Linked DNA regions of Homo sapiens: region 1 is linked to region 2. Evidence: chromatin loops called from intact Hi-C (ENCODE). Cell type or tissue: dorsolateral prefrontal cortex. All regions are shown on one strand. Each heading gives the region's core, and the rest is flanking DNA. Links, peaks and the distances in the headings are about the cores only. Region 1 holds the start of MIR4535 (microRNA 4535). Region 2 has its middle 79 kb from the start of LINC01310.

What was found. A loop is a pair of places that touch in the nucleus more often than their neighbours do. Peaks named below come from ENCODE experiments on the same cell type or tissue, not always from the same donor. Only the 100,000 strongest peaks of a DNase experiment are listed, where the experiment ranks them.
Region 1: a loop joins it to region 2, with 2.3 times the contacts of the local background. A loop is called at or near these places in 1 of 110 quality-filtered maps.

What each region holds. Positions count from the first base shown.
Region 1 is chr22:48,775,981-48,791,097 of GRCh38, forward strand. MIR4535 (microRNA 4535) reads left to right here and starts at 4,315; the gene lies at 4,315-4,373. In dorsolateral prefrontal cortex, for the core only: a CTCF peak has its summit at 7,276 (motif pointing right); no DNase peak of the experiment used is centred there.
Region 2 is chr22:48,938,035-48,953,151 of GRCh38, forward strand. No RefSeq gene overlaps it. Among named protein-coding and RNA genes, the nearest start is that of LINC01310, 79 kb to the left of the region's middle. RefSeq lists enhancers at 2,715-2,884, 7,743-8,037 and silencers at 3,989-4,189, 7,743-8,037. In dorsolateral prefrontal cortex, for the core only: CTCF peaks have their summits at 5,939 and 6,138; DNase peaks (open chromatin) are centred at 4,987, 5,157 and 5,937; H3K27ac peaks cover 2,663 bases.

The DNA.
Region 1 (15,117 bases), core at 4,794-8,793, 160 kb before region 2:
TATAACTAGTTATATTTGAATATTATCTATGTATACACAACTTTATGATATTTTTTCTGCCTTATCTGAGTTTCTTTGCTTTCTCCACCTCCTTTCTTGCTTTTTATCAAAAGCAAGTTTTCTCTCTCTCTGTCTTCCTCTCTCTCTGTTTCTCTCTCTGTCTGTGTGAATTTAATGTAGGAAGAGCCAGCACTTAGGCCAAATGACTACTAGGACAGAGGGGTTACTGGAACCTGGAAAATAAAAGTGATGGATAAAGCAGCCACCTTGAGAGGGGCAGTGGCCTTCTGTCAATGGACACAGCAGCTCTGGGACATTAAGGGAGTGAACCTGGGGAGTGAACTCCCTCACCCCACTCTCTTCCATCTCTTTGATCTGTCATTGGGTCTCCCCCTTGGCCAAGTCTTGCTACAAACCAGGGGGCTGGAGAGCCTGGGGTCAGCATGCACTGTGTGGTACTGCTGGCTCCATCATGATCCTCACATACTTTACTGGCCATCTTTATGTTCTTATACAATACAATCATCCATCTTTTATATGATTTGTGCGCTTTACACCACAACTGCTGACCTCCTGTACTAAGAATGATGATGAAATCTGCTTATTCAGCCTCTAGCTTGCCTTTTTCATCCACCCACTGCTTAGTTATGTAATTTCTATATTACTAGGGCTTAGAACAGTTATCACTCCATAACCATCATTTTCACAGTCTTAGCTTTAGTATTAACTTACAAGTCTTCATACAAACCTCACTACCAATTTATTTTCCATAGACTATTTCTTAAGCTCTTAGCTGGATGACTTTTGTCTGTTAGCAATGTCTTCAATAAAGTTTATGGGACTTCTTGCATATATATATATCTTTATACTGGAATAATAGTTTAGCAAGGTATAAAATTATTGAATGACTTTTTTTTAATGAAGTCTTTACGGAAACTGCTTCACACACTTCTGAAATCTCCTATGGAAAAGTCCTTTGACAGCTTTAGGGGGTGTGAATTCCCTCAGTATTATTTCTGTATCTTTCAAGACCAGTAATTTCATTTCCTCTTCTTCAGGGCTAACCGTTATATATATTTTGGAAATCTTCCTTGTCTTTTATTGCTATTGTATTTTTCTTATATTTAAAAACTAAAATTATTTCATTTGCTCAAGTTTTTTAAGCCTATTTTCCCCTGGGTATGGCTGTTCCAGCCTTATGATGCTTCAAATATAGCCTTCTCTGTGATGGCTTTCTTGATCTTTGTCATTTCCTCCCAAGGTCTGCCAAATTATTTTTATACTTTTCTTCTGTTTTATTATTGCCTCCATGAGCTCTTGTGTCTCTGCTTTTAAGGCTTTTATTTCCTGACTTATTATAACTTAAAAAAAAAACCATCATCTTTAAATCCATGTGATGCTATTTTTTCTTCATAATATTTTTCAGTCCTCTCCCTGACCAAATTTTTCTGTAATATATTTTTAGTTTCCTCCTCTACATTATTCCTATTTTTTCTTGTTATTTTTACTTGTGTTTGAATGAGGAGAGCTATTTTCAGGCCAGGTATCTGCAGAAAGACCGTGCGGAGAAGGGGCCAAAGTATGTACGTGGTCGGCACATCCACATCTTCTCTCTGGCTGCCAGTTAAGCACTGAGTGATACAGGGTGTGCGTCTGTGTCTGTGTGGACAGACATGTTGTGTTCCATATGACATCGGTCTGGTCTTAGCCTCCACATGTTGTATCAGTAGTTCAAAGCTGCTTCCTGTCCACATGAATCCTTGTTTCCATCACATATGGGACCCACTGTCTCCTGTAAAGATGGCAGGTCATGCATTCTTTGCTCCCTGCCAGCTTCGTGGCGCTTCGTGGTGTCACTGGTTTTCGGGAGTCCCCTGTAGCCTGTGCACACACCTCTTTCTGTTTTTTCACACGTACAGCTGTTGGTTCCGGTTCCCAGGGTGAGCCAGCTGCTTTGGAAACCAAGTGAGTGTGGCTGATTCTCTTGAGGCCTGTGGAAGTGACCCTGGCTTCTCTGCCCCTATCTAATTGTGACCCCTTAGCATTTTGATTTTACAAGTATATTAAAGTCCAGAGTAAGAAATGCCCCTCACTGCGGGTGGCTGCTGTTCCCAGCTTTTTATTCTCCTGGTTTTCACTGGCATCAGGAGAGGAGAGACAGCACACTGTCACGGTGGTTCACGGCGCAGCAAATTTCTAACAAGCTCTTCTGCGTCCCAGGGAGGTGAAGCTACCCGAGCAGGGTCTCACGGAGCTCGGGATTCGGGAGGTGAGAACCCAGAGCTGCCCTTCCCGTGCCTGTTATGGGTACCAAGGATGTAGCACTCATTACACAGACCCAAACAAGCCCTTTCCTGAAGTTACCGTGTAAACTATGTTAGACGCAAGAGGCACCATGGGGAAAAGTGAAACGGGCCAGGAGGGGTGTCAGGGTGGAGTGCTGGGTTTGGGGGTGCTGGATCAAGGATTCTGTTTCCAGTGGGAGGCCAGGGAAGGCCACACAGGTTATGGGTGTTTAAGCAAAGACCTGAAGGAGGCGAGGAAGAGCCCTGAGTGCAGCTGGGGAAGGAGGTGGCCGCAGCCCGTGCAGCTGGGGAAGGAGGTGGCCGCAGCTGCAGAGGCCTCGGCAGTGGGCCTTCTTCATGCTCCAGGCACAGGAGGAGAGGGAAGTGGAGGGATGCAGGGCCCTAGGGAGGAGTGGCAGGAGGTAGGGTCAGAGAGCGATGGGAGTGGAGACTCTGGAGGGTTCAGGCCCTGAGGGACTCTGCTGTTCTTCCAGGAGCAGGGCCACTGCACGGTCTGAGCAGAGAAGGACATGCTGTGACCCAGAAGATGCAGCTCCCCTGGCTGCTGTGGGGTCGTCGGCCTTTGGGGAGGCGAGGGCAGAAGTGGGGAGGCAGGCAGAGCTGGGACCGGCATGGCGGCAGGGCGTGGGGCTAACACGTGCTTGTTGAATGTCCTGGAAGCCTGGTCCCTGAGACATTGCCAGGGACACCAGCCCACCAGGGACGCAAAGCCCATGAAAGACAGATAAAGGGAGCCGCTCCCTGAGCCAGGAACCTACACACGGGAGATTAATCCATCCATTTCCGCGGCGAGGTGCCTGCTTCCCACGTGTGAGTAACTGATGTAAAATCATAAAATGGACCATTTGCCTTTATTTTCGTGTGACCTTGGACTTTGCAAAACTCTGAGCAACTTACTTGAAATTTAACCAAACGTCAGCAGAGAGCCTGGCTCCATAGTTCCCACTGATCCCGCGAGTCCGGGCTGGCCCCATTCAGCCCTTGCTGTCGAGCCCTGCAAGACGCACAGCCGGGGCCACGGTACCCACCGCCTTCCCTTCTCGCCTCTAAGGCAACAGAGGAGATCCCGTCCTGCCTGCCTGGCCCTGCTGGCACGCACAGCGTGGCTGGACTTGTTGCTCATTTCACTTAAACCCTATGACACCCTTCCAAGCAGGCCTCCCTCAGATCCCTGTGTTTGAGAAGGAGAAACAGGTTTCGAGAGGTGCCCTGGTCTCACGGAGCCCTGCAGCGGCGCGGAGCACCGGCGGTTCTGCAGCCAGGCTGCCCGGACTGTGCGGGGACTGGGTCTTTACACCCCAGAGCTTTCACGTAGCCGGTGCAGCTCACACCTTCACCCGAGGGGACAGGGGCTGGTGGCAAAGCCCCACATTGGCCTGAGTGACCGAGTAGCTGCAGGGACCCACTGGGATTTGAGGAGCAAAAGAAAGAAGAAAATAGGAAAAAAATCAACCTTTTTGAGCCAAAGCAGAATGAGTTTACTGAGAGTTAGACTGAGCTTGAAGGAGACGCAGTGCAGGTTTGCGGGCCGGCCCAGACTCCTGAAACAAAGCATCACAACCCACACCGGCGGCAAACACAACAGACATTGGTTCTCGCAGGCTCTGCAGGCTGGAAGTTCCAGATCGAGGTGTGTGGCCAGGGCCGGTTCCTCCTGAGGCCTCTCCTCGGGTTTAAGGTGGCGTCTTCTCCCTGAGTCCTCTCTTGGGCGTCCCTCTGTGCCTGTCTGCGTTCTCTTCTCTTCTATAATGACTCTTCTTCCCGGGTCCTGTTGGATTAGGGCCTGCCCGATAACTTCCTTTTAACCTCGTCACTTCTATAAAGGCCTTCTCTCTGAATACAGCCTCTTTCTGAGGCATTGGAGGTTAGGGCTTCCACACGTGGACTTTAGGGGTGCAGTTCAGCCCCAACAGTGGGTTTGTGAAAGAGGGGCCACAGTCGCCAACGTTGCTGCCATGGAGATGGCGGGGACCCAGGAGCACGGGCTCTTCACTGAGTCCTGAGCTGAAACTGGGTCCCAGTCTTCACAGTTGGTTTCTGACACGTGGACCTGGCTGGGACGATGTGGCTTGAGCAGCTTAATTCACTGGGTGGCTTCTGTCCTAGGCTGGCTCTGGGTCACTGAGATGAGAGGGCACAGTTCTCTCTTAAGAGGCTGGCCCCGTGCAGGCAGAATTCACACACACTGGGGGTTGGGACAGAGCAAGACACACAGTTCTGGAGCCCAAGGCGGTGGCTCCGACGTGCGCCACTGTGCTGGGGAAAAGGTGCATGCCTGGGACCCTATGCAGAACGTGGAGCCCTGTGTACAGGCCTCTGTCCATCCGCCCTTTGTCGTGGCTTTAATATTTTTCCCAAATGAAAGTGGTTTTGTTTTGATAACAACAGCAATCATAGCAAGCCTGCACCCAGTACTGAACTCACACCAGGCCCGGCTGAGCCCTGTAATGGAAGCGGTTCATTGAATCCCCGGTGAGGACCCCAGGCCCAGAGTCCTGCAGGGACGGGACGGTGGCTGTCTGCCTGGATGCCAGGCCCAAGCTTTCCAACACGAGACCACGCTGCTGTCTCTCTCCCACTGGCTTACACCATTCCAAAATAATCTAATTATTTAAACAATACATGTTCGAATGTGTAAGCGTTCTATAAAGTGCAGAGGGGAAAATTGAGTTAAGCCCGATGCAGCCCCATTGGGAACCAGTCTGACCTTTTCTAGGGAGGAGAGGGCTGTGCTCATGGTGCGGATGGGACCCCCCCGACCTGGGGTGCACCCCAGCATCTCACCCCCATCCTGCGGGACCCACAGCACAGCGGCCTCAGCAGCAGGTCTCATTTCAGCCCCCAATGGGAGCAAGCCAAAGCCACTTCAGCAGCAAAACGAATCAATGGACTGTCGTAAGTTCAGTGACAGGAAGGAAGGAACCCCAGATCTACGAAAAGCAGGATGAATCCCCAAACCTGTGATGCTGAGTGGAGGAAGGCAGGCAGCAAAAGGGTAATGAAATATGCTTCCATTTGTATAAAGTTCACAGAGACTAAACTGTGCTTTGCTTTTCAGGGATGTAGACGTGGCAGTGAAACTGAAAAGAAAAACAAGGAATTTATGGCCAGAAAATGACAGAGATCGGTTATCTCTAGGAGCAGTAAGGGGCCATGCTTGGGGAGGGGGAGGAGAGATGCATGGTGGGGATGGGGGCATCCTCACCTCCAAATCGCACCCTCCCGAAGCCACACAGCAGCCTGAGGATGTCTTCAGGGCCGCTCTGAGCTCTGGGGTCCCCGGGGACTGGGGGTTAGGACCCCGACCCACCTGCCCACTGTGGGCCCCAGCGTTGGGTGAGTCCTGGAACCTCCCGTCTGTGAAGTGGGGCTGCAGTGCTGCGTTGCTCATGGGTTTGCTCTGGAGGCTAAAGGGATTTTCCGCATGCAGGGCTGGGTGCGTAGCAGGACGGCTTTTACCCATAATGACCGTCGAGTGTGGGTTAAATTCCATCCCCCAAAAGATACGTCCAAGTCCTGACCCCCAGTGCCTGTGAATGGGACCTTCTTTGGAAATAGAGCATTTGCAGATGTGATGAAGTGAAGATGCATTCATTCTGGATTAGGGTGGTTCCTAAATCCAAGGACTGGTGTCGTTACACGAAGAGGAAAATTTGGAAAATCAGCCTCCTAGAAGGAGGCGTGATGACGGAGACAGAGATTGGAGTGGTGCAGCCACATGCCAAGAAAGGCCTGCAGCCACCAGGAGCTGTGAGAGGAAGAAAGATCCTGCCCACAGCCTTCAGCGAGAGCAAGGCCCTGCCCGTCGCCGGACACAGGACCTCTGGTGTCAGGTCTTCCGGTCTGTGGTAACGTGTTACGGTGGCCGCTGGAGATTAATACATTGTCTTTCTGTACTTGCTTCTTGTGGGCAAAAAGCTTAGTTGGCTTATGTCTGCTGGAAGCTTCAGCACCTATAATTTTTTAGGCACATAGCAGTCACCCCGCTCACACTTGTATGAATTGGGAGTTCTATGTAGAGGGCTCTGGACCCTGCTCTCTTCCTGAATCCTGTAGTACTAAGCCATTGTTCCATGTCGATAATAGCAATGTGCCCTGTTCTTTAGGGTATGTCAGAGTCGGAGGCCCTCCAAGAATGGCGTGTCCTCCTCTTGCTCACATTTATGGGCCCCCTTCTTGTTGTGATGACTGATGCTGCGATTTCTCCAGCGTATCACCCTTGCCATCTCACTGAATCATTTCTTTATGATAAACCCTCGGCAGCGGCGTTGTTAGGTGAAGAGGCATAAAAAGTCTCTGCATTTTAGCATGTGCTGCAGGTTGCTAAATCCCCCTCCAGGAAAGCGGAAGCTTTTGACAAGCCCACCAGCTGGAGAGGAGAGTGCCCAACTATTCCCACACTGGTACCCAAATCAGGGATTATCGTTCTTTTTAATCTTTGCCAATTTGCTAAACAGAGAAAGGTATCAATCTCTGTTGCTTTAATTTGCATGTCTTTGATTACTATTGAGTTTGAACATCTTTTCATATGTTTATTGGCCATTTATGTAAATACAGTCTTCACAGTTATGCAGCCATTTAAAATGCCAGGCACTGAGAACAGAGGGCAGGGGTGGGAGGAAGAGAGAGGCTCCAGCCCAGGGCTGTGGCCAGGATGCCTCCGGCCTCTGGGTTCCCCACTTCCTCTGCGCTCTCAGACAGGCCTCCCTCTGGGGTACACAGTCCTCAGGATGCAGGATGGCGGCTCGGCAAGATCTCAGCTCCAGGAAATTTGCATTTCAAAAGGGAACTCTGCTCCAGATCAAATAATTAAAGACTGCAACCTGAACAGCTGGGAGCTCAGCGCCGGAGCCTTTAAAGCTAAGCCAACCATCAACAAATACGGTGGCCAACAGCTTGGTCGACTCTTTCGAATATGTCTCCACCCACTCTCTTCCACTAGAGGGCACACTTTTGGGGTGGAAGCACGGAGACTCTGCCCATCCCTGGAATTCCCTCCTGGGTGGGACAGCTGTGCACATTTGACAACGGGATGGACCCATAAGTGAAACCCCCAAGGTGCCTATGGCCTGTCACCTCCTGCCCCACTCTTGGAGGCTGCAGGGCTGCGGGTACTGGCCAGCTCCCGGCCAGCAGGACCACGCCTTCCAGGTGTCCACCTCTGGACATGCCCCACTGCTCCTGGCCGGCCACCTTTTGCCCTCCCCAAAGCTTCCCTCGCCCCAAACCATCTCCAAGGTCAACTCCAGGAAAACCTAGCCCATCTAAGTTTAATGTGCTACTCTTTTTCTTCATTTCTCATTTTACAGGCTAAATCATTCTACTTTATACGTTTTATTTTCTGATTAGTCACACAGAGCTCATTAAATGGAAGACAGAGCTTTTCATAAAATATGTAGAGGAATCTTGGATTCTTAATTTCAAAATTAAAAAAATAATAATCCCGGCAATGAAATGCACTGTCTGTTCATAAAACTCGCCAAGTGTCCAAGGATGAAAGGTTTGAAACAGAGGGGACCCAGAGGACAAGTCTCTCTGGAACTGACAGCGGCCGTCTTGCTGAGCCCTTGGGCCGTCCTGGGGCTGGGGCGTGGCCGGCTTGTGGACCTTGCTCCAGATAAGGGAACTTGAAGGTTCCAGGTACAAGTCAGGCCCTGCTAGCTCCATTAAGATACTTCCAGGGACATCGGTCATGAGCACAGTTCACAACACCCTGGTTAAACCAACATCAAGCTTCAGACCAAAGTGCAGGCGAAGCCGGTGGTTCTCAAAATTCCCTGCGCTGGAGAATCAACAGGAAGTCTCATAAAACACCGAGCCGGGGGCCCTGACCCCAGAACCTCCCGTTCCCTGAGCCTGCGGGGGCCTGGAACTCTGCATCTGCAAGGGGCCTCCAGGCCGTGACCATGAGGGTGGCCCGTCTGTGGCCTGGATTTTTGGAAAAGATGGGGTGGGGAATGTAAATGATTAATACAATTTTTTGATGTTGTGAAAATATCTAGAAATCGCAAATAATCAAGCAGATAACAGCCAGGAAGGGACAGCAGCCCAGGGCCTGGGTCCCAGTCGGGCCATGGCATCGTCTTCCTGGCCTCCTTTGGGGCGTGGCGTGGCTCCACCATGGACCACAGGTCAGAAGAGAGCCCGGGGCCATGTGGGACGTCCCAAGGTGCTAACTGTGCCTTGGTTAAGAGACAGGATTTCCTGATTTTTGGAAATTTTTATCTTCACACTGGGAAGAATTTAAGGGTGGTTCACTCTTGGATCAGGAAACAGTGTGTGTGTACACGAGAGAGAGGGACAGAGAGAGGGGGGACATGTGGAGTGCACTGGAACCACCATAACCCCCATGAAGGCGGCACCGGAGTTATTGGCATTATTTGTGCAACTCTTCTTCATGCTTGACGTCGTTTCAAAATAAAGAGTGAGCTGAGCAAATCAACTCGGCAGGGCACATTTTGTGCTGGGAAGATATGGGACGTGGGGTGGCCATACAGCTTAGCTCCCAGGTCCCTCCCAATACAGGGCTGATGGTCCCCTTGACCCCCTGAACTCTCCCCAAACTTCCCCCTGGGTGGTCTGCAGGAGGACCCTCCTCAGCGGACATCTGCAGCCCCCTCCTGCCCTCTGCAGCCTGCTATGGACTGAATTATGTGGCCCAAATTCATAGGTTGAAGCCCTAGCCCCCAGTGTGACCGTATTTGGAGATGGGGCCTGTGAGGAGGTGATTAGGGTTAAATGAGGTTGTAGGAGGGAGGGCCTGATCCCACAGGACTGGTGGCCTCATGAGAAGAGGCCACAGAGGGCTCCGTCTCTGCTGTGTGAAGACACCGTGAGAAGGTGGCCACATGCCCTCCAGGAAGAGGCCTCCCCAGGCACCAGCCCTGCCGACACCTTACTCTCGGACTCCCAGCCTCCAGGGCTGTGCAGACTCAGGGCCGTTGTGTCAGCCGTGCGGGCTGTGGGTTCCGTTAAGGCTGAGTGTGGCCGAGCTAATGGCGACGGTGCCCATGACCCCCCGCCCCCGGGATTTAGTCCTGGGTTCCTTTCCCTTCTCACTCTGCTCCCCAACTTCTCACCCTGGAGCATGGACAGCAGGAGCATGAAGGGCCTTTGGGGGCTGCGGTGGTTTGAAGGAGTCCCCGCAAAAGCCTGAGTTGGAAACCCGACCCCCAATGTGGCAGTCCTGTGAGGTGGGGCTTTCGTGACCTAATACATTTCTGTTTATTAAAAATTGGCTGGGCGCGGTGGCTCACACCTGGAATCCCAGCACTTTGGGAGGCCGAGGCGGGTGGATCACCTGAAGTCAGGAGTTGGAGACCAGCCTGGCCAACATGGCGAAACCCCGTCTCTACTAAAAATACAAAAATTAGCCCGGCGTGGTGGTGGGCACCTGTAATCTCAGCTGCTCGGGAGGCTGAGGCAGAAGAATCGCTTGAACCCAGGAGGCGGAGGTTGCGCCACTGCACTCCAGCCTCAGCAACAGAGCAAGACTCTGCCTCAAAAAAATGAATAAAATAAAAATAAATAAATAAATAAAAATTACCCGGTCTGTGATATTTTATTGTAGCAGTACAAACAGACAGGCCAAGGATCCCCTGAAAGTGTAAACAAAATGGGGGTGTCATGGGGTGGGGCTGACAGCGTTTGCTACATTCTTCAGGCCCCTTCACCACACACCCGAGGGCCAACCTCTCTCCTTCTCGGGGATGTCACTCTCCTGCTGCAAACATCACAGACCCAAGGGAGCCTCAACTCAGTTCCAGGGAATCCCAAACAGCTCCCCGCTTACCCCACACCTGCCCTGCCATCTGCGACCCCATGTCCCAGGCTGGGTGCTGGAGCCACCGTGAGCCTTTTTGGAGCTTATCAGCACCCAGCGTGTGCCCTCCCTGAGATGTTCCCGAGAGATGGGGCTCAGCCCAGCCTTCTTTCCTCTCTGCTGTCTGCTGAGGGATCCCTGTGTCTGGGTCACCATGTGACGTCCACTCAGCGCCTGTCCTATCCTCACAGAGCCACCCTCTGGGGGGACACAGTTATAGTGAGGGCTGGTCTGCAGGGAGGGCAGGGCCGCCTAGCAGATGAGGGAGGGAGGCCTCTGGAAGGAAGTCTCTCCCAGGCAAAGGCTCAAAAACAGCAGCCCACTGGCAAGGAGGGGACAGTGAGCCAGGCAGGGGATGGGGGTGCAGGAGCCGCCACTTGTGAGCCAGGCTGAGGCCCCAGGGGTCTGGCTGGTTGAGAGCAAGGTCCCAGGAGGGAGGAGGGGCTCACTGACCACAGGTCCTAAGCCCTGTCCCTGAAGCAGCACCTGCTCCTGCCTCACTACGGACAAGGGATTTGAGTTTCCTCCAGACTCACAGCCTTGGGGCTGGCAAGGTCCTTTCCACCTGTGGCTTTTCTGGCTGGTCACTCAGCAAGGCTTACATGCAAGGGCAGGTGGCCTGGGTAGTCATGGGGTTTCAGTTGTTCTGGGCACCACTGAGTGAGACCAGGGACCCTGTGGGTTTCCCGCTCCCAGGCTCCCCAGCCCTGGCCCCTCTGGGCAGCCCTCTGTGGGGTCCACCCTGTGGTGGGATGTCCCTGAATGTGCCCCATCTCCCTTTATCTGAAACTCCTGGAGGGCAGGGCTGAGCCTGCATCCTCTGGGCCCAGGTTCCCAGGTCCGGCTTGGGGTTCTGCATGTGCCGGAGATTCAGAGAGGCATATATTTATTTGACATGCTGATTTCAACTCCTTCGGATACACACTAAAAGTAAGATTGCTGGATCATACCGTAGTTCTATTTTTAGGTTTTTGAGGAAGCTCCATACAGTCGTCCATAAGAGCTGTGCTAATTTACATTCCCACCAACTGTGTAGTTATTACAGTTTAGTACAGGGCCCCCTCTACTGCATGGCCTCGCCAACACTCAGCGTCCTTCATCCTTTTGATAATAGTGTCATTCTGACAGGTGTGAGTGGATATCTCATTGTGATTTTAAGTTACTTTTCCTAAATGATTAGTGATATTGAGCATGTTTTCATATATGTGTTGGCCATTGGTATGTTGGCTTTTAAGAAATGTCTATTGGATCCCAAGCCAGTTTTTAAAATTGGTTCATTTATTTTCTTGCTATTGAGTTGTTTGAGTCCCTTATACATTTTGGGTATTAACCCCGTATTTAGATGTACAGCTTGCAAATATTTTCTCCCTATCCACAGGTTGTCTTTTGACTGTTAATTGTTTCTGTGGCTGTGCAGAAGCCTTATAGTTTGATATAATCCCATTTGTCTATTTTTGTTGTTGTTATGTTTTGTTTTGGCAGCATTATTTACAATAGACAAGTTATGGAGTCAACCTAAGAGTTTCTCAATGAATGAATGGATTAAGAAACGTTTTATATATATATATACACACACACACACATATATATACACATAAAGATTATTTATATATACACACATATATACAGACATACACACATATATATTATATATACACATATATATTATATACATATATTATATATACACATATATATTATATATACATATATTATATATACATATATATTATATATACATATATATACACATATACACACATATATTATATATAACACATATATAATATATACACACATATATATTATATATACACACATATTTTATATATACACACATACACACATATATACACACATATATACACACATATATAATATATACACACATATATACACACATATAATATATAGACACACACACATATATACACATAGAGATTATATATACACACATATATACACACACATATATATATTATATATACACATATATACATATATATACACATATATATTATATATACATATATTATATATACACATATATATTATATATACATATATTATATATACACATATATTATATATACATATATATACACATATACACATATTTTATATAACACATATATAATATATACACACATATATATACACACATATTTTATATATACACACATATTTATATATACACACATACACACATATATAATATATACACACATATTATATATACACACATATAATATATAGACACACATATATAGACACACACACATATATTTTATATATATACACACACAGACACATAAAATAGAATACTATTAAGCCTTAAAAGAGAAGTGTTCTGTATTTTGTGACAACATGGATTGATCTGGAAGACATTAGGCTAAATGAAAAAAGCCAGGCACAGAAGGACAAATACCACATTTTCTCACTTATTTTTTATTTTTTTATTTTTTTGAGGCAGAGTCTCGCTCTGTCACCCAGGCTGGAGTGCAGTGGTGCAATCTCAGCTCACTGCAAGCTCCGCCTCCTGGGTTCACGCCATTCTTCTGCCTCAGCCTCCCAAGTAGCTGGGACTACAGGTGTCCGCCACCACGCCTGGCTAATTTTTTGTATTTTTAGTAGAGATGGGGTTTCACCACGTTAGCCAGGATGGTCTTGATCTCCTGTCCTTGTGATCTGTCCACCTTGGCCTCCCAAAGTGCTGTGATTACAGGCGTGAGCCACCACTCCCAGCCACATTTTCTCACTTATAAGTGGAATCTAAAACAATCCATTCCACTTAAAAGTGGAATCAAAAAGTGGCCTTTATAGGCCACTTTACAAAATAAAATAGGCAATAATCACATACGTATTTTTGCAAGCATAAACACTCAGTAAACTAAGGACAGACACATGGCCATAACAGTTATAAGAAGATGAGCTGGCCGGGTATGGTGGCTCATGCCTGTCATTCCAGCACTTTGGGAGGCCGAGGAGGGTGGATCACAAAGTCAGGAGTTCAAGACCAGCTTGGCCAACATGGCAAAACCTGTCTCTACTAAAAATACAAAAAAATTAGCCGGGCGTGGTGGCGGGTGCCTGTAGTCCCAACTACTCGGGAGGCTGAGGCAGGACAATGGTGTGAACCCAGGAAGTGGAGCTTGCAGTGAGCCAAGATTGCACCACTGCACTCCAGCCTGGGAGACAGAGCAAGACTCCCCTTCAAAAATAAAGAAAGAAAAGATGAGCTGTGTCTGTGATGGAAACAGGACAGGTGGCTCACACCTGCCATCCAGCCACTCGGGAAGCTGAGGCAGGAGGATCCATTGAGCTAGGATCACGCCACTGCACTCCAGCCTGAGTGACAGAGTGAAACCTCATCTTTAAAAAAAAGGAAAGAAAAGAAACTGGTGGAAAAGGGAAATGTATAAACACATACCACAATGGCTGGTAATTGTTAGCACCCAGCTCACTAACTGCAGTCATCTGAGATACTGCAAGGAACAACCTAAGTATTTTGAGAAGTTCTGTCAAAAACCGTGACGGGTCACCATGATGGTGACCAAAGAGCCGAGATCCCAAGAAATTTCATTTTTCATACATGCGGATGTACAAAAAAGACATCTCTCCATTTACTGAGGAAGTTTCAAAGTTTGTACGTACGTGGGCAATACTTATAGAAAATGTCAATATTATGATAATGTGCTTTTGTAGAGTCAAATTTGCAAAAAAAAAAAAGGCATAAAATAATTAGAACTGTAAAGTCTCAGCACAATTTACACCTCCAGTATTGGAAATGATGCGGAAATGATAAAATTCATAGCACAGGAAATTGTAAGAAAAAAAATCTGACCACTTAAAATAGTAAAAACAAACTAAATAAGTTAAAATAAAACTAAAAACAAAATTTGACGTATGAAACGTATATTACAGGGATGGATTACAGGCAATTGCACGAAGGTGTCCATAAGAGCTGGCCCTTGTTCACGACCATTAACTATATTTTGGAGTCTTGCATGATAAATGAAAAGCTGCTTTTTTTCCCTCTCAGGATATGACTCTCTCTGCCAAGAAAGTTCACATTCTTTTTTTTTTTTTTATTCTGAGACAGAGTCTCATTCTGTCCACCAGGTTGGAATGCAGTGACTTGATCTTGGCTCACTGCAACCTCCACCTCTCGGGTTCAAGCGATTCTTCTCCTGACTCAGCCTCCCGAGTAGCTGGGATTACAGGCGCCACCACCACACCTGACTAATTTTTGTATTTTTAGTAGAGACGGGGTTTCACCATGTTTGGCCAGGCTGGTCTTGAACTCCTGAGCTCAAGCGATCCACCCGCCTCGGCCTCCCACAGTGTTGAGATCACAGGCATGAGCCACTGTGCCCGGCCTACGTTAATTTTCTATATGGTATTGCTGCTCCTCTTTTGAAATTGTTCTGTGACCTGATAAACAGTGACTTGAGTGTTCCCTATTAAATTTTCCCAACTTTCGTTTAGAGATTTTGATCTTTTGGGATTTCAACATTCAAGATTATGGAGTTTGGGATTGCATCTTTTGGGAATTATGATCCAAACCTGTTATAACAAATGCACAGTGTCATATGCTCCCCCATGACAGCATCATGCAGAATAGTTTCACTGCCCTAAGAGTCCTTGCTGTTTCATTGTCCAGCCCTCCTCCCTCCCCTTCCAATCTCTGGTGACCGCTGGTCTTTTTACTATCTCTATAGTTTTGCCTTTTCTCACATGCTTGAAAATATTGTTATCACAGAGTGTGAGTAGCCATTTTTGGACTGACTTTTTTCACATGAAAAATATGCACTCAAGGTGCAAGCATTGGTGATTCCTTCCTCTCTCTGCATGGCTTGGTAGCTCATCTCTGTCACTAATTATGTTCCGTTGTGTGAAAGGACCGTCATTTGTTTATCTAGTTACCTTTTGAATGACATTTTGGTTGCTTTCAGTTTTTGGAGATTATGGATAAAATGGCTATAAATA
Region 2 (15,117 bases), core at 4,291-8,290:
TGAGCTGGGTGTGGTGGCAGGTGCCTGTAATCCCAACTACTCAGGAGGCTGAGGCAGGAGAATCACTTGAACCTCGGAGGCGGAGGTTGAAGTAAGCTGAGATCATGCCACTGCATTCCAGCCTGGGTGACAAAGTAAAACGCTATAAAAAAAAAAAAAAGAGGAAAGAAAGAGAAAAAAAGAGAAAAGAAGGAAAATCTGCTATTTGCAACAACATAAATGAACCTGGGGGACATTATGCTGAGTGAAATAAGCAGATGCAGAAAGACAAACACTGCACAGACTCTCTTTAGGTGGAATCTCAAATGCATAGATGGAGGCAGAGATGCAGGCGATGCGGCCAGGAGCCCAGGAATGGTAGCAGGCACAGAGACTGTGAGATGTGAGGCACAGATCCTCCTGGAGGCTCCGGAAGGAGCCAGCACTGCCGATGCCTGGATTTCAGCCCCATAGGACTAATTTTGGGTTTCTCTCTTCCAGAACTGTAAGAGAATACATTTTCTGAGGTTTTAAGCCACCACATCTGGAGTAATTTGTTGTAACAGCCAGAAACTGACCTCCAGGGCATCAGGGCGCTGTCTGGCCTCTCCTTCCTCCTTCCCTCACTTCTCCTGCCAAAGTCAATGCCGTATGTATTTGTTTTGTTGTTGCTTTTCTGTTTTTCTTTATTTGCACAGCAGCCCTGAACTTCAAGGTCATAATCTCTATAATCAGAGTAAGCACCCGGATCCATCAGCCAGCCCCAGATTTCAAGAGCTTTAACAAAGCACAGGCTTCTGACCATGTTGGATCACTGCAGGGGCAGTGTCGTCCACCCCTGGTTGGTCATCCCGAGGGCCAACCTCCTTCCCATGCAGCCCGGGCTCCTCGCCATCCCTGGAGTTCTCGGGGCTCAGCCAGCAGATGGAAAGAGACGGAGCTGAAAGCTCCTGGTGAGACTTAGGGGTCAGGGTTGGGGATGGCACTGACTCCTTGTTCGCATTCACCAGCCAAGTAAGATCTGCAAAGCAAGCTGGAAAAAGTCAGTCCACTAAGGCCCAGGAGGAAAAAGGAAGGGCCAGTGGCTGAGGCCACCAAAAGGTTTGAGCAGGCTGAGTGACCAGGGCCTGGGCTTTGACCCCCAGCTCACAGCTCTGTGAACTCATCTATTTCTGTTATTATCATGTATATTCATAACTAATACTTTAGTTCTGCACCTAATTTACAAAGGTCTTCCTTCGGTATCTCATATATTAATACAACTAATAAAAATTAAATGTCGGTAAGGGCTTTGCAGGTTACAGAGCAACTGCACCTCCGGGATCTCCTCTAAGTGTTCCTTTATCTATCTGGCCTTATTAATTCCAGCCTTTATGAACTGGGGGACTTTGGAGAGTCACTTTCCGCCTCTGAGCTGTGTTTTCTATTAGCAAATGGGGATCGATACCTGCCAGCCTCTCCCAGGGCGGTGATGAGTTTCCCGCTGCCTGGGATGGGATACCTGAGAGAATTCAGACAACAGCGTGCCCTCCTCGGAGCTCCCCTCCGCTCCAGGGATGGCAGAGGTACCCCATGCGGCAGGGGCCCAGCGGAAGGCAGGGACCAGCCTGGCCCCAGCAGGAGTAGCTCAGCCCCCACAGGCCGGGCCTCCAGAGGCCCAGCCAGCGGGACACCCTGCCCTGGGAGGCTCAGATGCCTTGGCGGGAGTAGGCCTGGCCTGTGAGCTCTCACCGTGTGTGTCTCAGCCTAGTGGGCGCCCCCGCCCCCCGAGGCCGGGTTTTCCCTGCCTGGCCACAGGTGCGGGGGAGACTGAGCAGCCACGGGCAGCTCTCATTCAGACTCAGGGGGAGGCGGCCGGAGAGTGAAACATTTCCCCAAAATGTAAATTGTATTAAAAAAAATCCATACCTCTAGAAGGACTTTGTAATAAGAAGGCAATAAATCAAGTTGGGAAGCAGCACTCTGAGTGGGAGCGAACGTCTTATTTACTGGGGAGGGAAGGAATGCGGCGCAGTGTTCGGGGTGGGGCAGCCTCTCCCAGCCCCCGCCCTGGCCCTGGAGGTCCCTGTCCAGAAGGCGCCCGCAAGGCACCGTCCCCAGGGCTCAGCGTGCCTCTCTAGAGGCCGTCCCACTCATCCCCCTGCTCATTCATTCACTCCCAGGTTACCTAGAGCTTATTACCAACTGTGCACAGCACTCACTGCTGAGCATACAGTGACCAGCAAATAAGGGTTCACCTGTCAAAAGTTCACGGAAGGGAGGCACGCAGTGAGTGAGGGTTCGGTCCAGGACAAAGCATTGAGCTGCGCAGGAGAAGACGGCCTCTGTGTGCTGCTCTAAGGGAGCCACTGTCTGGTGGGGGAGGCAGGCAGAAGCCAGGCAGTGACATCCAGGAAGCCCCGAGGCCCAGGAAGCACAGCCTGAGGCAGGGTGGTCAGGGAAGCCTGCCTGGAGGAGGTGGCAGCCTAGCTGAGGATGAGTCCCTCCAGGGAAGAACTGGGGGAAGCAGACACACAGAGGGGGCCCTGCCATGAGAAGGGCTCCCTGCCACAACTCTCCTGGTGCTCAGGCACATGGTTGGAGTCCTTCAGAGGGTCCAGCTCACCAGAGGACGCCCAGAGTCCCAGAGTAGGTCAGGCCTCTTACCGCCAGTAGCGCCTCCGCTGTGCCATGCTGGTCTAAGTAATTTCGGGCTTACTGTGTAGGTGGCACTAAGATTGGATCCCAAGTCAGAGATCCCCATGGTGCAGTTTTTCAGGGAAGATGAGAAAACTAGAGCACCATGCGCGTGTCATGAGACTTCCTCACTCTGGCTGGCACACTCTGGTTTGCAAGACCCTCGTCTATCTGTGGACTCCCAGTCCCGTGGCGTGTCCCTGTTACGTGTTTGACGGGTGGGGGAAGGGAAATGTACGGGGCAGAAATGGCCCACCTGGTCTGCCAGAGCCAGCTGTGCAACTCGGGTCAGGTACTCAGCCCTCTGGGCACCAGCTTCAGGCTCACACTCTGCAGACCGAGGCCTGAGTCAGGGCTCACAGTAGGAGCCAGGGAGAAAACCGTGCTGGGCCCAGGCTCCGATGCCAGCCACACTGGAGGGGTGCTCTGGGTGTCCTGCGGTATGGGCATGACCCTGTCACCCTTCCCAGGACCTGGACTCACTGCATGGTGCTCCCAGGTAGAAGTGGCACAGGGTCCTGCCTGCCTCATATCCCACAGGTATCTCTACATCTTGAAAGAGGGGCTCAGGTCCTGCAGCCGTGCCCTGGATCTTGGTCTCTCTTCTTTGCTCCTGGGGGCAGTGGGTGGGGGGCGGGGGGTTTGTAGGAATGACGGGGCTTTCTGGGCGTGTACTCACCCACCCGGGAGCCTCAGATGTGGGAGAGGCCTGGGGAATCCATGCGGATCCATGCAGCGGCACTAATTCCTGGGATCTGGGGTTGAACAGGTGGCTGGCCCTTCTTTAAAGCAGGTGCAGCATTCCTGCCACCGCCCACCACAGGCAACGGCCTCGCGGGGGACTTGCTGTCCTTTGGGGCTGGGATCTTATTTTTCTCCGAACTATCATCAGGAGGGTTGGTCATCCTGCACCGATGCTTTCCAATTTGGGAAGAGGGAGAAGGAAGTGCTCGGTGAGGCCTTTAAAAGTTGGGTTGGGAGGTTCCTCAGATGGATTTTCTCCTCCCTGGAACACCACTGGCTCATCCTGGGCACTGCAGGCTGGGCTGACTACTGGGGTCAGGATCCTGTCCTGACTGTGGGGTGAGGGCCATCGTGCAGGTGGCTTTGGGGGGCTGTTTGCGGCCATTCCGAGGGGCGCCTTACGCCCTCCCAGGTCCCCATCCCTGTAAATCAGCAGCTTCTAGGGAAGTTCCCTTTACGGGGACAGGACCCAGGAGGGTGTACAGTGCCTCTCAGGATGGCCTCTCTCTGCCTCCAGAGCTGATATCAGCGGTGAGAGGCATCAGTTCTCCAAGGCCTCCCGGGAAAGTCAGTTTGGAGCCGGAGTTCTCTGTTTCTAGCCGGAGAGCACCAGCCTGGGGCGGCAGGGTGAAAGGCCACAGGAGACAGAAAGAGGCTCCCAGAGGAGCAGGTGGGAGGAACAGGTGCTGGGCTTGGAGTTTTACGGGAGACAGCTGGACTGCAGTGGGCAATGTGGGGCCGACGCCGACATCAGGCACCACAGAGCTGACCTGGGCAGCCTCAGAGAGACCCTGTCATGGCCCGGCCCACCCCAACTCAGACCCCACCCTCAGGACACTGCAGCACTCCCCAGGCCACACCTCCTCCCACAAGGCCCAGCTTCCAGACTCTGCAGATCCCAGGGGGTTTGGCAGGGCCCTGCTCTGCCTTCTCTGAATTGCTGGGCAAGCCAGGCCTGGCTGCAGACAGGAGGCCCCAGACCTAACATGAAAAGCCACTGGAAGTGGAGGGCCTGGGCCTGGGGCCTGGATCACTGCTGTGGGTGCACTTTGCCCTCTACATGCACACAGCTCTACGTCTGAGATTTCAGAAAGAGGGGGCTCTCGTCTACATCCAAAGCAGGGGCAGCTGTCCCCCCAATCTGATCTCAGGGCTCACTCACTAGAAAGTGAAACTCCATCCAGCCTCCAGCCCTGCCTGTTGGGGCTAGATCATCACCCTCGCCACAGAGATTTCTGAAGAGAGTGCAGGAGAGTCAGCATCCTGTTGAATAGGTGCTGCCTATAAACACAGGGGGCCGTCCTGCAGGCTTGGAGGGCCTCCCCTCCATCCCTCCTGGTCCTCATCACCAGGTCCCTCCCCTTAGCTTAGTCCAATTCCTGCCTCTTCCATCCTCCTGGTTCAGTAATTAATTGCTAGAATGCCGGGTGGTGCACAGTGATGAGGAGAGCTGGGCGCAGAGTCAGCACCCAGGACAGCAGTTGCTTGCCCACGTTTATGGTCACAGGGCACTGGGCTCTGGACACGAAGACACACATGCCGATGTCGGCCTTCGAAGAGCAGAGACTGGGGCCCCTGGAAATGGGTCTGGGGCCCGGGAGGTGTGTTCTGGAATGTTCTGTGAGGATCCAGCCCTGCCTATGCCATGTGTGAAAGTGATTGCTTCCTCCTTCAGGCCTTGCTCAGGGCTCCAGCGTGGGCGGCCTTCTGTTCCCGTCCAGCTGAGCTCTCACACAGCCTGCCTGGCTCTGCCCCACCCTCGGACTCGAAGCTGTGAGTCAAGGCCCTTTCTCTTGGGGCCATGGGCACCGTGATGGAGGCGCTTCACCAGCCTGGCACCACAGCATCCCCCATGCACAGCCTGGTGCTAACACAGAGTAAGCCCTCGTCGATATTTGTGATTGGACACAAGGATGACTGAGTGACTATCTGTGATTGGACACAAGGATGAATGAGTGAGTATCTGTGATTGGACACAAGGATGAATGTAAATGAGTGAATAACAAGAGATGGTCGAGGTGATGCCCGATAACGCTCCCAGCTTAGAAACTCAGTGGCTCCTAATCTTGCCAACTTGTGTCCAGGCATCTAAAGCCCAGCCTGGTTTTCCTCACAGGTCAGAGAGATGATTTGAGAGGCTGTAGCAGAGCCACACACTCCAGAATGTGTCCCTTGTATGTGAACTGCTGCACCTGAAATCACACCATTACTCACACAGCTCACCCTAAAAATGCACCGATCTCTGGAAGCAGCATTACTTAGAGCTGAGAGCAGTGTGCATTCTGGGACAAGCAGAGTTTTCTGGGATCAAAACTGAGCGTGGAATGAAGCCAGTTCAAGGTCCAGCCAGACAAAGCTCTCAGTAAACGTCCGTCACAGGGGCCAGACAAAGCTCTCGGCAAACATCCGTCATGGGGTAACCAGCACAGGGAAGTGAGGGGAGTGGACCAGTCCGTTACGGCACAGAGGGTGCTGGCACCTGCGTTTTCACTGGTCATCCTCTGGGCAGGGAGAGAAGCATCCGCTGCTTCCCTACACACTGTCCAGCAGGCGGGGCCCGTGAGCCTCCCCGGCTCAGCTGAGCAGCCTGGGGCTCCCCTCCACCAGGCCAGGAAACCCTCCTTCCACAGGCTGTGGCCTGGTGGGAGGGCCCTGTTGGAGACTGAACTGTGTTGCTGAAGTTCTCATCCCTGGAACCTCAGGCTGAGCTTATTTGGAAATAAGGTCTTCGTAGGTGAAGTAGTTAAGATGCAGTCACACTGGAATCCAGTGGGCCCTAAGCGTGAAACGCCTGGTGTCCTCAGAAGAGGAGAGAGACAGAGGCAGATGCCCTGGGAGGGCCACACTGCAACCACGATGGAGGCAGAGACGAGGGACCCCAAGGATGGCGGCCTCCAGGGGTGGACGGCAGCCTGGATGGACTCTCCCGCAGAGCCCTCCGGAGGAACCCACCCTGCCGACACCTTTTCCCCGAGTTCCAGCCTCCAGAACTGTAAGACAACACCTTTCTGCTGTTTTAAGCCACTGAGTTTGTGTTAACTTTCCCAGCAGCCACGGGAGGCTGACCCCGGGCTGTTTCCTCCCCCGGAATCCCACGGCTCTTCCTAAAGTGTACATTTTTGGCACTGCAGCCACCCAGATGCCTGTGGGAAGTTTCTCCAAGGGCCCTAATTGCACCCTGGGTGTGCCCTGTCCCCTTTGCCATCAGCCTGGGATGCTGCAGACGCCCTTGCTAGAGGCCAGCTGGGCCCTGGCTGGAGGGACCCACTCAGAAGGAAACCCCATTCTCTGCTTTCAGAGCTGGGTCCCTCCCAAGCATCTGGCCCAATCCGTCTTCCCACTTCCCTCCTCCAGTCCCGTTTTAAATAGAATCCATCAGCAATCAGAGCGTGAGGCCATCAGCCCAGCTCAGAAGCACAGCCCGGCTCCACGGACGCCAACGGAGGGTGTCTCCCGCCGGAGTGAACGGCTGCCCGGCTGCTCCAAACAGCTCGGCTCCCCCTATACTGTCCCCCTTCTTAATGGCCATGGGTGTCCCCAGAGCCGAGAAACTGGGGCAAGGAGTTGTCGTGCAGCAGAAAGATGGGTTGCCAGGCTCTGAGGGGCAGAATACGCTTCCCGCGTCTTGAGCAGGTTCTACTGGAGGGCCAGAGCAGGAGGCACGGCAGGAGCTGAGAGGGAGGGTTCGTGTCCAGCGGGCACCACTGCAGCTCAGGCAGGCAGGACCCAGCTGGCGGCTGGGAGGCCTCACACACGCGCCTCCATGCACCCATCTGTGCCTGCCTCGTGCGGACATTGTGAGGATCACAGGGAGCAGGGGTGGAAGGACCCAGGACAGCACCAGGTACATCAGCCCAGGCGGCTTTGTCTTCAAGGGTGCCATTGCGGCTCAGACAGGTGGGACCCAGCTGGCGGCTGACCACGGAGCCCCAGCAGACTGAGGCAGCGGCCCAGGGCTCCGTCTGGAGGGGGCAGGTCTGAGCAGGTGGAGCAGGGACAGGAGGCCGAGGGCTGCATCAGAATCTCCGGGAGCGTGGGGGCTTCCACTGCTCTTTCCGGTCCTGGGGGCTTGGATGGGGCCCAGAGCTGGGTCCTTCTCTGACTTCCCCGGTGACGCTGCCTCATAACCAGTGCCGCTGCCAGAGGCTCCTGACCTGTGTCTGGATGCTCCTTCTGCCCTGTCTGCCCCGTATGAGGGATGGTTGTCCCTAAGATCCTCCTGACAGCCCTCGGGCCGTGAGTGTGCGTGATGTACCTGGTGCTGGCCTAAGTCCTTCCATCCACGCTCCCTGTGATCCTCACAACATCTGCACGAGGCAGGCACAGATGGGCACGTGGAGGTGTGTGTGTGAGGCCTCCCAGCGGTGGGGATGGTGCTGGTCCTGGCCCGGACAGGCTGACCCCAAGCCCATGTGCCCAGCACTGAGCATCTCTGCCTCTGAACCTTGCCCCACACTGAGGCCGGCCCAGGATAGCTGGCCCTGCCCAAACAGACCTGTCTGGCTCTGAACTTTGGGCTGTGCTGCCCCAGTGCTGGAGGAGGCGTGGTCTCCAGGTATTCCCTGTGGGAGTCTCTGGGCACCCTTGGTGTGGCAGCTCCGAGTCTCTGGGTGGGCTCAGGCAAGATTCTATAGCCCAGGTTCTGTGTATCCTGAGCTTCACCCCCAGACCAGACCTGGCTGCCATGAGGTGGGGTGGGGTTCTTGCAGCAGGGCATACGGAGGGAGGGAGGCTTGAGCATAAGGATCAATGATATCACAGGAGAGAACAGGACAGGAGACAAGACGGACCCACAGAGCTTGGGGCCTGGGGAGAGGACATCACTGTTTCAGGGAAAAGTGGATGTCCGGTCCCTCTTCAGGCTCTCTTGGAAGTGTGGGCACCAGGATGTGCAGAGGCCCCACCAACTCCTTGCCCTCGTGGTGCAAACCTCCGCTGTGGGGGCTTGGGCTGGCGGCACAGGCGTGGAATCTGTCCAATCCTCAGAAGCCCCCGCGCTTGGTCTGAGGCTCGCTGTCCTTGACCTGCAATTCGGTTTTTTTGAGACAGAGTCTCGCTCTGTCACCCAGGCTGGAGTGCAATGGCATGATCTCAGCTCACTGCAACCTCCACCTCCTGGGTTCAAGCAATTCTCCTGCCTCAGCCTCCTGAGTAGCTGGGATTACAGGTGCCCGCCACCACGCCCAGCTAATTTTTGTATTTTTAGTAGAGACAGGGTTTTGCCTGACCTCAGGTGATCCACCCGCCTTGGCCTCCCAAAGTGCTGGGATTACAGGCATGAGCCACTGTGCCCAGCCTGTCCTGCAATTCTTAATAATTAACAATATTGAGGTCCAATGGGACAAAGGAGTGAGCAGAGGAGATCCATGAAATACACACGCCCAGGCCCCTCAGTGCTTCATTTGCAGACAGAATTTGTGATGCCTCAGGAGCGCAGACGTCTCATAGGCCCACAATGGGTGGGTGTTCCGTGAGGCTGCACATCAATGGAACACCAACTCATTAGGGCCATTGAAGGCCACGCTTTACAATCAAACCAGAAGCCACTTCGAACTCAGAACAGAAAGAAGCCCGTGTTCCAACAAGCATAAATGGCACAGGGACCCGATTGCACCTGTTTTTTACTCCTGATATTGTGTTCATGATACTAAGTGAAATAAAAATAGTTGTTTGTTTTGTGCGAGGTCTCCAGTGCTTTGCTGAGAGCAAAACGCACACACATGCACGTGCCACGAAACATGAATTGTAGAACTGCAGTGATTCCGCCCAAGAATGAAGTGGTCTTACCTCTGCGAGTGCAACTGGTGTGTGTGCTGGGGGAACGATGGTCAAATTCACACTATTAAAGGTTTTTGGCTGGGCCCAGTGGCTCAAGCCTGTAATCCCAGCACTTTGGGAGGCAGGCGGATCACCTGAGGTCAGGAGTTCAAGACCAGCCTGGCCAACATGGGGAAAAACTCCGTCTCTACTAAAAATAATAAAATAGCCAGGCTTGGTGGTGGGCACTTGTAATCCCAGCTACTTGGGAGGCTGAGGCAGGAGAATCGCTTGAACCCGGGAGGCAGAGGTTGCAGTGAGCTGAGATCGTGCCATTGCACTCCAGCATGGGCAACAATAGCGAAACTCTATCTTAAAAAAATATATATATATTATATATATATATATATGTATATTCCAACAGAATTCCTAACAGGTGAAGAGGAAGAGCTGAGAGGAGGACAAAGGACTTGCCCAGGAGCATATTTCAGCTGAACTGTGGAGAGTTCTGACCCCTGCACTTCTCTCCTAGGAGTCAGCACCCCCATCCTAAGGGAGAAACCAAAGCCACTCATCCTGTTCCTTGTGTAGCCCCCTCACCAGGCTCCCCACCATGGCCATCTCCCTCAAAGGGGAAAAGTCTGGAGGTGGGTAGACCAGATGAACAAGTGTTGGCAAAGGCCTGGGAAGAGATGGTGTCCCCAGATTATGACCAGAACCTCCAGGGTGAGGACGGAGATATTGTGCCCCTCTGAATGAGGGGCACGCTCATTCAGAGAGTTTAGAAACTGTCCTCTGCTCCGCTCTGTCACCCGGAGAGGACGCTGGGTTACATTAACACTTTATTGCTGAAGACTTTGCTTTCAGCAGATGTATAAAAAGGAAGAGAAAGGTCTTTAGCAGCCATGGAAGGTGTGATTGGCCAATGCAGGAAAATATCAATATCCCAACAATATTGAGCTCCTGTTTCTCAAACTGTAAGTGACATAATGGGCAGAAATGAGGAGCATTATCGGGCATCTCCAGTGGGCACGCTGGTGCACACAGCATCAATCCACAATGCCCATGGATGTCCCCTGGCAGGGAGATTACATAATGCTGAGTGACAGCTGACACACTTATTGCCTGGAGGGAGCCCACCTTCCAAAGGCAGGAATTTAAAGTCTCCAGCTGGGGGATGAGCCGATTCGTAGCCCATTGCTCAGGGCTTTGACACACAACTTTGCACCTGCTATTCTGCTGAGGGATGGCACTCAAATCCTGAGAGCATGTCTCCCCAGAGAGAACCTTACATGTCTTGGCAAAATTAAGATGACTTTGATAGGGACACATAGCAAATGCTTAATGACTTTTTAACCTTTTATGACTTTAGTGGGTGGAACTGCCAGACAATTGATCATTGCACTGACCTGCAGAGATGAGGAGGAGGGGAGAGCTGCTGGGTACAAGTTGATCTCCTTCGCCCCTCAACAGCTCCAAATAATACCTGGAGCCTCAGCACAGATCCCAAGCCTGGGCCTCATGATGCCGGTGTTAGATACCCAGGTCCCTGTTGCCACTTGTGGAACCCGCCACAAAGAGTGGACCCTGAATCACAATGAATGCAAGGGGCAACGGCACCTGACGCTGCACCCAGCTAGGATGTTTGTCCCCCACTCCAGCCTCACTCCCTCCTCCAGCCTCACCTCCCTCTCCAGCCTCCCCCCACTCCAGCCTCACTCCCACTCCAGCCTCCCCTCCAGACTCACTCCCTCCTCCAGCCTCACCTCCCCACTCCAACCTCACTCCCACTCCAGCCTTCCCCCTACTCGACTCACTCCCACTCCAGCCTCCCCTCCACTCCAGACTCACTCCCTCCTCCAGCCTCACCTCCCTCTCCAGCCTCACTTCCCTCTCCAGCCTCACTCCCACTCCAGCCTCCCCCTACTCCAGCCTCCCCCCCCATTCCAGCCTCACTCCCTCCTCCAGCCTCAACTCCCACTCCAGCATCCCCCCCTCCTCCAGCCTCACTCCCTCCTCCAACCTCACTACCTCCTCCAGCCTCACCCATCCTTCAACCTCATCCCCTCCTCCAGCCTCACTCCCTCCTCCAGCCTCACTCCCTCCTCCAGCCTCACTCCCTCCTCCAACCTCACCCTCTCTTCCAGCCTCACTCCTCCTCCAGCCTCACCCCTCCTCTACCCTCACACCTTCCTCCAGCCTCACCCCCTCCTCCAGCCTCACCTCTTTTCCAACCTCCAGGCTATTGAGAGCGAGACATGGGCGTGAGTGACCTGGGGCTGCCATAACAAAACCGCACCGTCCAGGCAGCTTAAACAGCGGAAATTTTTTCTCTTGGTTCTGGAGGCTGGAAATCCAAGATCACAGCGTGGGCCGGGCTGCTTCCTTATAGGCTGTGAGTGACAATCTGTTCTCTGCACCTTTTCAGCCTCTGGTGGCCTTGGGTGCTCCTTGGCTTGTAGATGGTTGTCTTCTCCCTGTGTCTCTTCTCATCACTGTTCCTCCATGCACGTCTGTCTGTTTTGCCAAAGTTTTAATGAGGATAACAGTAACTGGCTTAGGACCCACCTGCTGACCTCGTCCAAACCTGATCATCTGCAGAGACGCTCCTCCCAAATGAGGTCACACTCACAGGCCCTGGGGTTCTGCCTTTAGCATCTTTGGGGAGACACAATGAAAACCACAACACAGGAGGTTTTCTCCATGGGGCCTCCCCCAGGGACCTCTTCCTCTTGAGGTTTTTTGGCATCTTGGTCATGAAAGCCGTCCCCAGCACTGGAAAGAAGCTTCCAGATTGCATTCCTCTATGTGTTGGCACCAAACTCACCACTTTGAGGGAATTGTAGGTTTTGTTCCCGACACCCAGCATTTACAGACTGTAGATGCAACAGACCTCAGAAACGCAGACGCCCACGTCGTACTAAAGTGATGGTAGAGGACCCCGCTCCTGCTTCGACTAATTAGTCAACTCTAGGGTGGGGGGTGGGAGCAGAGGCACCTCCTGGGGGCACATAGGACAGTGGAGAGCTGAGTCATGATTTCCGTTCCCTGGCCTGGGGCTGAAATAGGTCCCCCAAGGCCTCGTGCAGTTCTGGGCACTGAGCTCCCCTGACCACGGCTCCCTTGAGACTCAAAAGACAGGCTGTGCAGTGATGCAGCACTGTGGTCAAAGCTCCGCCTCCCGAGTCTGCGCTGACCTCCCGTCCGTGGGTCCCATCGTCACTGCTCTGCCCGGCTCCACACTGCAGAGTCCCTGGGAGGGGCCTCTCCAGGCAGATGCCCTACCGGGAGCCTTGGCCTGTCCCCGGGAGACACTGTCAGGCCAGTGTTGCAAGAGCAGAGACTGTGGGGTGAAGTGTCGCCTGTAAAGAAGTCTCAACCAGGACCCCAGCAATTCTTATACCCATAACCTTTGCTGAGGAGGTGGGCAATTGCCAGCCTAAGCCTCTCCCCTGAGCCCAGAGCAGGGGTGATGCCCGTGAGGAGCAGATGTGAAGGCTGCGGGTGTCAATGAGCTGCCTCCGGGACGGGCATCGTCTGCGGCCTCTGCGACCTGTGCTGGCTCCTCCGCGACCATCCGCGGAGAGTCTTGCCCTCCCCTGCAGGTGCCTTTCTGGCCATTTGTCAGTGTGGCCATCAGTGACCATCTGCAATGCGAGAGTTAAATCACCACTGATGGCCACAGTGGCCGTTGCAGAGGCATTTAGACTACACTTACGGGCTTGTTTTAGGAAATGGTTCATTGGAAAAATATTTTCTGCTCAGCTGAAAGTTTTACTGCAGGGAACACAGCACATGAATTTGAAACACAAATTCAGGGTATTCGTGTGTAAAGTCTGACCTTTCCTTGAAATGCATTTCACAGAACATCCTGTAACTGGTCCTCCCAGGGAGCGTCAAGAGCAGGTTCTCAGGGAGACACTGCTAATGTTGGGGCCATTCCTCCATGCCGGCTGCCTATGCCCATGACCGTTGCCTGAAAATTTGCTGGAAAATTTCCTGGAAAATTTGCTGGAATTCTGCATTGCAGTGGGTGGAATAATGTCCCCCCAAATTCACGCACACCTGGAACCTGTGAATGGGACCCCAGCTGGAAATACTGCCTTTGCCAATGTCTCTGAAGGACCTTGAGATCATTCTGAACTTAGGATAGGCCCTAAATGCAATGACAGGTGTCCTTATGAGACAGAAGGAGGCCAGGTACAGTGGCTCATGCCTGTCATCCCAGCATTTTGGGAGGCTGAGGCTGGAGGATCACTTGAGCCCAGGGCTTCAAGACCAGCCTGGGCAACATAGAGAGACCCGGTCTCTACAAAAAAATTACAAAAAAAAAAAAACAAATGTAGCCAGGCACAGTGATGCATGCCTCTGGTCCCAGCTACTCGGGAGGCTGAGGTGGGAGGTTCAACCACTAGGGCCCAAAAGGTTGAGGCTTTAGTGAGCCATGATTGCACCACTGCACTCTAGCCGCAGCAACAGGGCAAGACCTTGTCAAAAAAAAAAAAAAAAAAAGAAAGGAAGGAAGAATGAAAGAAGAAAAGGAGAGACACAGAAAAGGTCACACCAAGACAAAGGCAGAGATTGGAGTTGGAGGGATGGGGCCACAAGCCAACCAATACCGGGCATCACCAGAAGCTGGAAGAGGCAGGAAGGATCCTCCCTTAGAGACACTGTAGGAGAGCTGCTCCGGTGGGCTGATGGCAGGTGGCTCGTGCAGTGAGGTGTCCTCTGGAAGGACTGGCAAAGGGACACCTGTGAAAAGATCAGCTGTCCAGCAGCAACTGAAGGCTCCTGCTGGGTGCTGGGCTCTGCCTTGGTGGCAGGGCACGGCCTCCCCGAGCTGGCTTGTTCCTGCATTTCTGGTACCCCTTCTCTATCTGAGGGCTGAGTCTGCAGATGAGCTATACGGGGCTCCTCTTGGGGCTGAGGCTTTGAGGAGCTATATGGAATCGACCTTATGGGATGTAGAGGTCATGTGGAACAGGGGAGGGAGAGACATGGTATGGGTCCTGGGGTGGGGTGAGCTGCCCCTCAGAGCAGCTCTTGACTTCTGTGCCATGAGCAGCAGCTATGAGGAGCCCAGCCTTCTGCTGCCTGCCCAGTACATGGGATGCACTTAATACCAGACTTCAGGGAGCTGCAAGGGCCTAGGAGGACAGCCCGGTGCTAACCCCAGCTTCACTTCATCTTGAAGACGAAGCTGTGCCCAATGGCATGGTCTGGTACAGCCCGGGATGAGGCCACACTGGCCGAGAGGTGCACAGGATGAGATGAGAGGGCACCTGGCCCAGCCCCCACTCGGGAAGCAGGCAGAAGAGCACCTGCCAGCCGCTCCCGATGGCCTGCAGGATAGGAGGCACAGGGAGACAGAGGCATCATGACCCAGGCACTCGGCTTGGGTGGGGGCTCTGAAGCTCAGGTTCAAATACCCAGGGGCAGCCTCTGCTCATGCCAGTGGGAAGTGTGTCACTCCAAGCCGGGTTTCCTCTTCTGCAGAGGAGCCCATGGAAAGGGTGGACCTCCCTCTCCCACGAGGAACGGCATCTCACGGATGGTGGATCGGAAGCACTTCTCATGATACAGATGGAATTTGTGGGGCAGAGTGGAGCTTTAAGCAGCCAAACTGAGTGAAACACCAGCCAACAGACACAGAAGCAAGCACCACGTCAGACCCCACAACCAGGCTCAGAATACCAAGGGCCACCTGCTGTAGCTAACGGAGGGGCCTTGCAGGGCCAAGGCTTCCCCAGCCCTGGACCCCCTTGCACTGGACACACGGCTGCCGTGACCCACAGCAGCTCCTAGGGCTGCTGCAGATCAAGTCTCAAGGACAGAAAGGTTATGCTGGGGAGCCGGGACCCCTTCTCCTCCCCTTCTGCTCAGGCGTTGCCCCCAACCTCTCAAGGGGCCTCCAGGGCCATTTAGTGTGGTGGCCGTGAAGCCACGTGGCTGCGTTGTTTA